Regions from separate parts of the Homo sapiens genome. Here region 2 is linked to region 1. A link is a loop called in an ENCODE intact Hi-C map of the cell type or tissue named here. Cell type or tissue: endothelial cell of umbilical vein. All regions are shown on one strand. Links, peaks and the distances in the headings refer to the core of each region. The heading gives the core; the rest is flanking DNA. Region 1 overlaps LOC105374949 (a long non-coding RNA gene). Region 2 has its middle 110 kb from the start of LINC02543.

Region 1 (4,396 bases), core at 194-4,193:
TTTGTGTCTAGTTATCACCATGTTCATTTTTTCCTTTGATTGTTCATAATCCATAGGTTTAAATTCTATTTGAGAATTTGGGGGGACTAAAATCTGTAAAACAAAAATAAAATCCTAAGCCCCCTAACCAATTATGAATCCCCCTATGGGCCAAGGGGATCCCAGAGAAGTCTGAAAACCAAATTCCTGGCCATGATGGAAAAGGAGGTTGGACACACCTCATCGTACTCCCTCCCTTTAGGAGTTCAGGCAGCACTGACCAGCATTAACATTAAAACAGACATCATAAGACTGACACAACAGACTCTTCGTGGCAATAAAATTCCAAATTCCAGCCTGACTCTGGTGTAGCATCACATGGCAGACTGAAGGAAATAAAAATATTTTACTACCAAATATATTTCTTTGACATATTTTGAAATGGCACTGTGAAGCCATCTTTTGGGGGGAACTGCAGAGAACTGCAGAGAATCTCGCTTAATACGGTTCAGCCTTTCCCAGGTCTAGAGGAGATTAAGACTCTGACCCCTTTAAGGGTCCAAAAGGAGACATTTACCACCTATTCTCTCTGAAAGCAGTTACCCGGAGGCTTCACCTACGTAACAAGAACCTTGGTCTCCACAGCTACCCTTAGAACTCAAGCATTCTTTTTTACTGACTTCAAGGCTTTACAAAGCTTAACTCTTAACCAAGTGACAATCAGAAAATCTTTGAATCCACTTACAACCTGTCAGCCTCACTTCACCTTCAAAACATCCAGGCTCTTTAGGCTGAACCAATGTACATTTTTAATGCACTTATTTATGATTTTACTTACAGTTCCTGTATCCCTAAAACATAAAAACCAAACTGTAACCTGACCACTTCAGGCATACTTTCTCAGAACCTGTTGATACTGTTCTCCATGCCATGGTCACTCATATTCACTCAGAATAAACCTCTAAGTAGTTTACAGAGTTGTTGTTTTTGTTGTTTTCTCACTGACCCATCAAAATAAGTAGTTTTCTGAATCCACTTCCTCTTTTGGAAAGTAGTACACACGCTCATCTCTTCTGTGCTGAGCTGATTTCTGAAATAAAATCAAAAGAAGTTCATCATTACAATTGCAACTTCTCTAGTTCCTTGGGTTATAATCTATATCCATTGGGATTCAAACTGAAACACAAATACTAGGTGGAATCAAGAATTCATTCTAGGGATTTGACTTCAGGCACTTGCGGACGCTTGTCTTACATCTGGTGTTGGAGTCTGAATTCTGCAGGGCAGCGGGTCAGGGTGGCAAGGCAGATGCAGAGCAGGGAAGTGAGGACAGACTGGAGCCATCTTCTGCCTTGTGTTGTCTCCAAGTCTGGCCCCTTTGGCTCAAGGACCTAAACATGTGCTGCCTGGGTCTGAGAGCTGAAGGAGTGGATCATCTGGCTGCTTCTGCAGGCCCACAACATGAGCCAGCAGACTAGCGGCATGCCTCAGATGCCCTGGTGATCCTCCTCCCACCTTCAGAGCGGGGAAAGAACAAGGCTGCCACTTCCCTTTTGGCTTCCAACTGTGGTGCAAATGTATCTTTGCTGGGCCCTTGCCGGGAACCATGCAGGGTAGGGGATTCTGGGAAATGTAGTTCCAGCTGAGCTAAAAGGCCCCACAAAGCTGTCAATTTGAAGTCTTTAAGGCTGAAATCCTCCTACTATCTTGTGACCTATTTTTTCTTAATAATGTTCATCTTATCCTTTCTACTTTAAGTTTATTTCCCTTGGTAGAGAAAATAGAAAGTGAATAGATAGAGTAATCCTGCTTTCTCTCCATTATTCGCTAGCGTTGTGCTGTATGCACCCAGCAGTGGGCTACTCCCCTCTTGCTCCCTGTGACTCTGATGAGAGCTAAAGTGTCCTGTCTGTCCTTGGTAGGTCCCATGAGCTCCTGCTCTTCTGAAATGTCCCCTTCTCAAGCTATTGGATCAGATCCATTGTTGTTCTGAATGAAATTCATTGTTTCCCTTCTTTTGTCTGTGCTAAAATCTAAGAGGGTGTGGGCTCATTGTCTCAAGGCTTATACATTCACACTTCTCTTGCTTTAGAGTCAAAAGTAAGTCTAATGTAGGAATTCCCCTTCCTTCTCAACAGTGGGGCACCACACCACCAAGGCCATGTAACAGGACAGACATACCCTTCTGGCTACCTGCTGCCCTTCTGTGATCATTTTTCCCTTTGAGACTGCCCTTTATGCAATTAAAAAAAATAATTTGGACAAAACTGTGTATGTGTATGCAAACATGTGTGTGTCTACAGGATATAATTTGCCCTGGTAAGGCGGGCCTACCCAGTAGTTTGACTTCACAAACACTGCATCTCCTGGGGGTGGCTTGGAGCAGTCTGTAGGGAGTATGGAGGTGAAGAGCAGAATTGGCCAAAACCTCTAAAAAGAGAATGACAGAGAGAGAGAGAGAGAGAGAGATGTATTCTTTCCCTCAACAAAGAGTAGAGGCTGACTTTAACCCCTGAGAAAGAGAGAGAGAGAGTGAGTGTGTGTGTGTGTGTGTGTGTGTGTGTGTGTATGTGTGTGTGTAAGGGCTGCCAACGGCAGGAAAAGCTACAGAAACAAAAGCCTTCACTGCAGAGTCAAAAAATGAACAGGAAATGGTCATTAACATCCTGCAAATGTTCTGATCTGCTGTAGAGGCCCTGACTCCTAGGTGATTAAATGTGAAAGAATTTCAAAAATCAGGCTGTGAAATGAGTCTTTTTAGTTAGGAGAGAAGGAAAGCCCTATTGGGTAATTCTAAACCTTAAGAACTGAAGGAGAGTCTCCAAATTTCAGCGCCAGCATCCTATTTAATGTAGATCTCCTCTGCTGCTTTCTTCAGACATAATCCCAAATTTCCCCCTAAAAGCACCGAGTTAGTTACTAAGTATTTTGGTAGCCATTGCCTCCCAAGGGGACAAGGCTCTTCTATGTCCTCTTGGAGCTCTCTGAATTGTCCCTTCTACCCTAAGTCACCAGAGTCAGAAGACCCTCGAAAATTTTTGAACTAAAACACAAAACGGAAAACAATAAGAACAAAGGGTATTTTCTCCTCTTTCTTTATTTACTTGTTTTAATTGGTATTTATATTTACCTATGTGAAACCGTATTGCTCTGACCTTGTCACATGGCATGGATTCATATCTGGAATGAGGTTAAGTCTTCTGGAGCTGTGCTACATTTTTATTCTTAACCTGAGGAATATGAGAATTCCGACACCCATTGGTGATAAGCCTCCATTTACTTCTAGATTTAACCTAATACCATGCAACAGTCTTGATCCACAGTGCTTGAGTTAATTGTACTGGACAAGGCAAGTGTGTGTCCAGGTGGTAGACATGTCTATGAGATGGATTAAAGATGCAACAGATACAAACATCTCTAATTCAGAGGTGCTTTATCTTGTACATGGCGGGAACAGCAACTGCATATCTAGCACATGGTATATACATAATAGCAAACATTTAGCATATTGTACCACTATTTAATTCTTACAGCAATCCTATAAGAATACATATTGTTACATTAATAATTTCATCTTATAGATGAGAGAACTAGGTTCTGAGATATTAAGTAATTTCTTTGCCCAAGGTCTGGGCAGTTTTAGAACTGGGATTTTTGACCTGGCCATTACACTTCCTGCTCCTCGGAAAGGTCTGAAGCAGCTCCACTTTTATAAGTGATGGAATTAGGCTCCAACTCTGGTTAACCTGCAGGAGGTTTCTGAACAGGAACAGTTCACAGCTTGCTCAGCTGCCATACTTTTCTCTGTGGTCTTTGTTTTCGGCTGTGTTTTGGTTTTCAAGACAATCATGAACCTCACCACAATTGGAAGACATCTCATCTTTGATGAGCTCTGACAGGGCTGATGAGTTGGTTCCTGGACTCTCCACGGTTGCTGTTGGGCTTTAGGCTAGAACTCTTCTGTACTTTCATCTCTTTGAATACGTTTCAGGCAGCAGTTAAGCGGGTCTGAAATTACATGTGAAATCAAATTTAAAAACAACTGATTATTTTCTCTTCCTCAGTCTTTCATCTATAAAATATAAATGTGAGTCCCTTTTTTTTTTGTTTTAGAACTAAACTAGGGTCTGTTTGCCAAGTGCGGTAAGACCAGATATCCACACCAAGTTTTGCATCAGGAGAAAGAAAGGTGTTTATTTATCGGGCACCAAGCAAGGAGGACTATGCAGCCAATGCTTAAATCCTGACCTCCCTGATGGCTTGTAGGTTAGGGGCACATTTCAGGAAAGCAGAAGTTACAGGCACAATTATAAATCAATACATGGCACTTATTCCTTGGTTTTGTACTAAAGGGGTGGGATATTTTGGGGAGTGGCTATAAGTCATAGGTAGATTCAAGGATTTTCTGATTTGCAAA
Region 2 (4,396 bases), core at 139-4,138, 82 kb before region 1:
CAGGGCTGTTGGCTTATTATGGCAGACAGGGTTGGTAGTTCATTGGTAGTTTTCAGATGAAGAATTCACTATAAGTGCTAATAAAGCCAGGCCAAGCTGATCGTTGTCCAGGAAGGAGAATAGACAAGGAGAGAGCTCTCAAGAGGGTCAGTCATCAGGAAAGGAGTGGAGAGAAAGTGTTCTGGGGGTTCCAATATGGACTTAAGAGAAGTCATCTCTGAGAGCCTTGTTTCATGTTTATTTTCAACTAGATCCATCCTTTTCCCATTCCTAGCATTCACGCTCCCATCCCAAATCACTGAAGGGTTTCAGGTCTTGTTATAGGAACTATTTTTTAAAAAGTGTTTTTTTGTTTTGTTTTGTTTTTTGAGAGCGGGTCTCACTCCGTCACCCAGGTTGGAGTGCAGTGGCACAATCTCGGCTCACTGCAACTTCCACCTCCCAGGCTCAAGTGATCCTCCCACCTCAGCCCCCACAGTAGCTGAAACTACAGACATGCGCCACACACCTGGCTAATTTTTGTATTTTTTGTAGAGATGGGGATTCGCTACATTGCCCAGGCAGGTCTCAAACTCCTGAGCTCAAGCATTCCACCTGCCTCGGCCTCCCAAAGTGCTGGGATTACAGGCATGAGCCACCATGCACGGTCTAGGGAACTATATTTGATACAGTTGTGATTGTAGGGAAAAATGAGAGAAATGGAATATTTACCCATAAAGTGTAGTTATAAAATTCCTTTAAATTTTCTATTTTCTTCTCCAATATACTTGGAAGCTCAATATATTAATATTCTAGATGTGCTGAATACCCCCCTCTTCTGTCTCTGAGAACACTTACAGTCCTCGCCATTCATCTGGCCCTCCACAGAGTCTGCCTTAATACTGAGGCTGGCTTTTCCACAAGTGCTTTCTCCTTCCTTAGTAGTTACTCACAGACCACAGTTCTTGGTGGTCACCTGTAGACCTGGTTCTGAAGAAGCAGCATAATTGTTACCTGTTTTTCTTCCCAATAGACTCTGAGCCTCCTTGACGGGAAAGATTTTCCTTCTGGACCTCCATCTCCCTGGTGAAAGAAAGGTGGCACATGGCAAATCTTCAACAAACGTTGGCTGTTTGAATGGATTGGTGAAGGATGAATGGATAAATGAAGTGCAGATCCCTTGCAATTGGAGTCTGTGTTAGGGTCTGTGTTATACCTCCTGTATCCTTGGTACCTGGCACTGTTCCTTGAACAGAGTTTTTAAACCCGTGGATGCTCTTTCAGCATGGAAGTCACTGGAATCAGTATTTAGGGGAAGAGTTATGAGTTGTTCTTTATTTCTCTATTAGTTATAACCAGCTTACTTCCACAAAGAGCTTAAAGAAAAAGAACATTAAGACTAGGACTTTTTCTCAAACATCTTACAGATTACAGGATTGTTCTTTTGAACTCTGAAAAATAAGCTGGTTTTGCTGTCAACTTTATGATTGGGTCAGAAGTCATCAGTGCTTTAACAACAGAATCTTGGGTGTGGTGTTTCCATGATTTCACCCAGGCATGTTCCCAGCATGAACATAAGGGAGGGAACACATGATTAAATAACGGTTTTTAACATCTTGTCACAACTACATGTTTAGCCGGACTCTCAATAAAAAATGAATGTGTCCTCAGAGTCACTTGTCTGTTTTAGACACATTTCTAGCAGCACTTTGAACTTTCTTTAAAACATCACACGCCCCTTGAAAGCAGAGTCTGTGCTCTCAGGCTATGTGTGCAGTGAGTGTCTATAAATCCGCAATCACTTTCAAATCTATGGGATTATAAGGCCAGGTCATCCCATGCCCTCAAAGCTGAATTCCAACTTAAATCAAAACCGTTTTCTGACTTAAATCACAAGTGCCCTGACTGGTATGCTCACAACTTTCTTTCCTAATGACTAAAATGGTCTGTGTGTGTGTGTGTGTGTGTGTGTTTTTCTCAGTTTGGCTCTCCCCCTTTCCCCCCTCGTCCCATCTTTCTCCTTATCTCAACAAAACCATCAATTTGCCAAGTAACCACTGTGGAAATTTCATTAGAGCTGCTGTATTTTACTGTAAATATCACCCACCCAGGGCATCCGGTTGAGCGGCACCAGATGTGCTTTCCTGGCCGATCGCCAGCCTCTGCTGAGCCATCGCCCTAGAAGGACATTTTCACCTCTGTGAGTTCGTCACATCAAGAGTAGCTCTTTCCAGAGACTTCTGTTAATAACAGAGAAAGTCTGTCTTGCTTTGTGCTTTAAATTGTGTGCCCCATGTGCTGGAGCTGCATCTGCACAACAGTCTAAAGGCGAACAATTGGGCTCTGTGGTGTTTTGTGGTGTATAAAGTGAGATTCTCATTCTGTCCTAATGAGATGAGTCCAGGCGACTCTGCACACCACTGTAGGGTGGATTGAAGAGATTTGGCAGCCTCTCCATTCCCTCTTCTGGTTTTGGTTTTCCCACCTCTTTACCCACCCAGGTTTCTCCCAACCTGCTCTTGGTACAAGCTGAAGCTCCAACCCTCAGTATCTTAGCATGTGACCTTATTTAGAGATAGGGTCTTTACAGGGGTAATCAAGTTAATATGAGGACATGTGGGTGAGCCCTAATCCCATATGACTGGTGTTCTTTTCTTTTTTTTAACTTTTATGTTCAGGGGTACACATACAGGTTTGTTTTATGGGTAAACTCATGTCGTGGGGGTTTGGTATATATTATTGCATCACCCAGGTACTAAGCATAGTACCTGTTTTTTTTTTTCTGAACCTCTCCCTCCTGCTACCCTCCTCCCTCAAGGGGGCCTCAGTGTCTGTTGTTCCCCTCTTTGTATCTCTGTGTCCTCATTATTTAGCTCACACTTATAAGTGAGAACATGAAGTATTTGGTTTTCTGTTCCTGCGTTAGTTCCCTTAGGATAAGGCCTCCAGCTCTATCCATGTTCCTGCAAAGGACATAATATTATTCTCTTCTTATGGCTGCATAGTATTCCATGGTGTATATGTGCCACATTTTATTTATTCAGTCCACCGTTGATGGGCATTTAGGTTGATTCCGTATCTTTGCTATTGTGAATAGTGCTGCAATGAACACATGCGTGCATGTGTCTTTATGGTAGAATGATTTATATTCCCTCGGGTATAGATCCAATAATGGGATGGCTGGGTCAAATGGTAGTTCTGTTTTTAGTTCTTTGAGGAACCACCACACTGCTTTCCACAATGGTTGAACTAATTTAGACTGGTTTAAGAAGAGGAGCAGAGACGCAGAGGCAGATGTGCAGAGGAAAGAGGATGTGATGACACACAGGAAGAAGACGGCCATGTGGCTGGGGTGATGCCTCTACAAGCCCAGGAACACCAGGGATAGCCAGCAAACATGAGGAACTGGAAGAGGCATGGAAGGCTCCATTCCTAGAGCCATCAGAGAGAGGATGGCTCTGCTGACACCTTGATTTCAGACTCCCAGCCTCCAGGACTGTGAGAGAATACATTTCTGATGTTTTAAGTTGCCCAGTTAGTTCTTGGTGTCTTGCAGCAGCAGCCCCCAAAAAGGAGTACCCCTCTCTTTCTCCCACTCTGCTCACAGCAGCTGTCTTCCAACTCAGGGTCGTTCCACAGTCATGCTCCGCTCTAGCTGCATTCCAAGTGGCAAGTTTTTCTCTCTTTGCCCTCCAGCCCTCACAACGTATCAGTCTTTGTCCACTTCTCCAATGCCTCAGTGTCTTTAGAGTTATTAATAGTGAAGGGACTACCTAAGAACAGTGGCATCTTAGGGCACGGCTGCTGGGCTGACAGGTCAATGGTCTGGGTCCAGGTTGTACATAACATCTACCAGAGGTTTCCCAGGAAAAATGGCTTCCACTGTTTCTCAAACTGGAATCTGAGGTCTCTCTAAGAGTTGTTTTTCTTGAGACAGGGTCTTGCTCTGTTGCCCACACTGGAGTGCAGTGGCACAATCACAGCTCACTGCAGCCTCGACATCCCGGGCTCAAGCAATCCTCCTACCTCAGCCTCCTGAGTAGCTGGGACGACAGGTGCATGCTACCACGCCCAGCTAAGTTTCTAATTTTTGGCAGAAATGGGGTTTCACTATATGGCCCAGGCTAGTCTTGAATTCCTGGACTCAAGTGATCCTCCCACCTCAGCCTCCCAAAATGCTGGGATAACAGGCATGAGCCATTGTGCTCAGCCACTCTGAGAGTTTTTTATCTTGTGTTTTCATTTACAAGACCTTCTAAAAAGTTATTAGTCTTCCAATTATAAAATCAAAACTTCTGTTTTGCAGTGATTATTACAAGCAAATATAATTTTTAAATCCATTTTCCTCGAACACTTTTTTCCCCCCTTAAAAGGGGGCTATTTATTTCTCAAAATTAAGAAACCATGATGCAAATGA

The links. A loop is a pair of places that touch in the nucleus more often than their neighbours do. Peaks named below come from ENCODE experiments on the same cell type or tissue, not always from the same donor. Only the 100,000 strongest peaks of a DNase experiment are listed, where the experiment ranks them.
Region 2: it touches region 1 in a loop (2.1-fold over the local background); 2 of 110 quality-filtered maps call a loop at or near these places.

Annotation. Positions count from the first base shown.
Region 1 is chr6:15,959,951-15,964,346 of GRCh38, forward strand. LOC105374949 (a long non-coding RNA gene) reads right to left here. Exons shown (of 4, transcript XR_926532.3): 2 at 3,839-3,987; 3 at 986-1,069. Among named protein-coding and RNA genes, the nearest start is that of LINC02543, 33 kb to the right of the region's middle. RefSeq lists enhancers at 1,388-1,682, 2,747-2,816. In endothelial cell of umbilical vein, for the core only: no CTCF peak of the experiment used is centred there; a DNase peak (open chromatin) is centred at 2,621; H3K27ac peaks cover 1,827 bases.
Region 2 is chr6:15,878,042-15,882,437 of GRCh38, forward strand. No RefSeq gene overlaps it. Among named protein-coding and RNA genes, the nearest start is that of LINC02543, 110 kb to the right of the region's middle. RefSeq lists an enhancer at 2,217-2,266. In endothelial cell of umbilical vein, for the core only: no CTCF peak of the experiment used is centred there; a DNase peak (open chromatin) is centred at 2,070.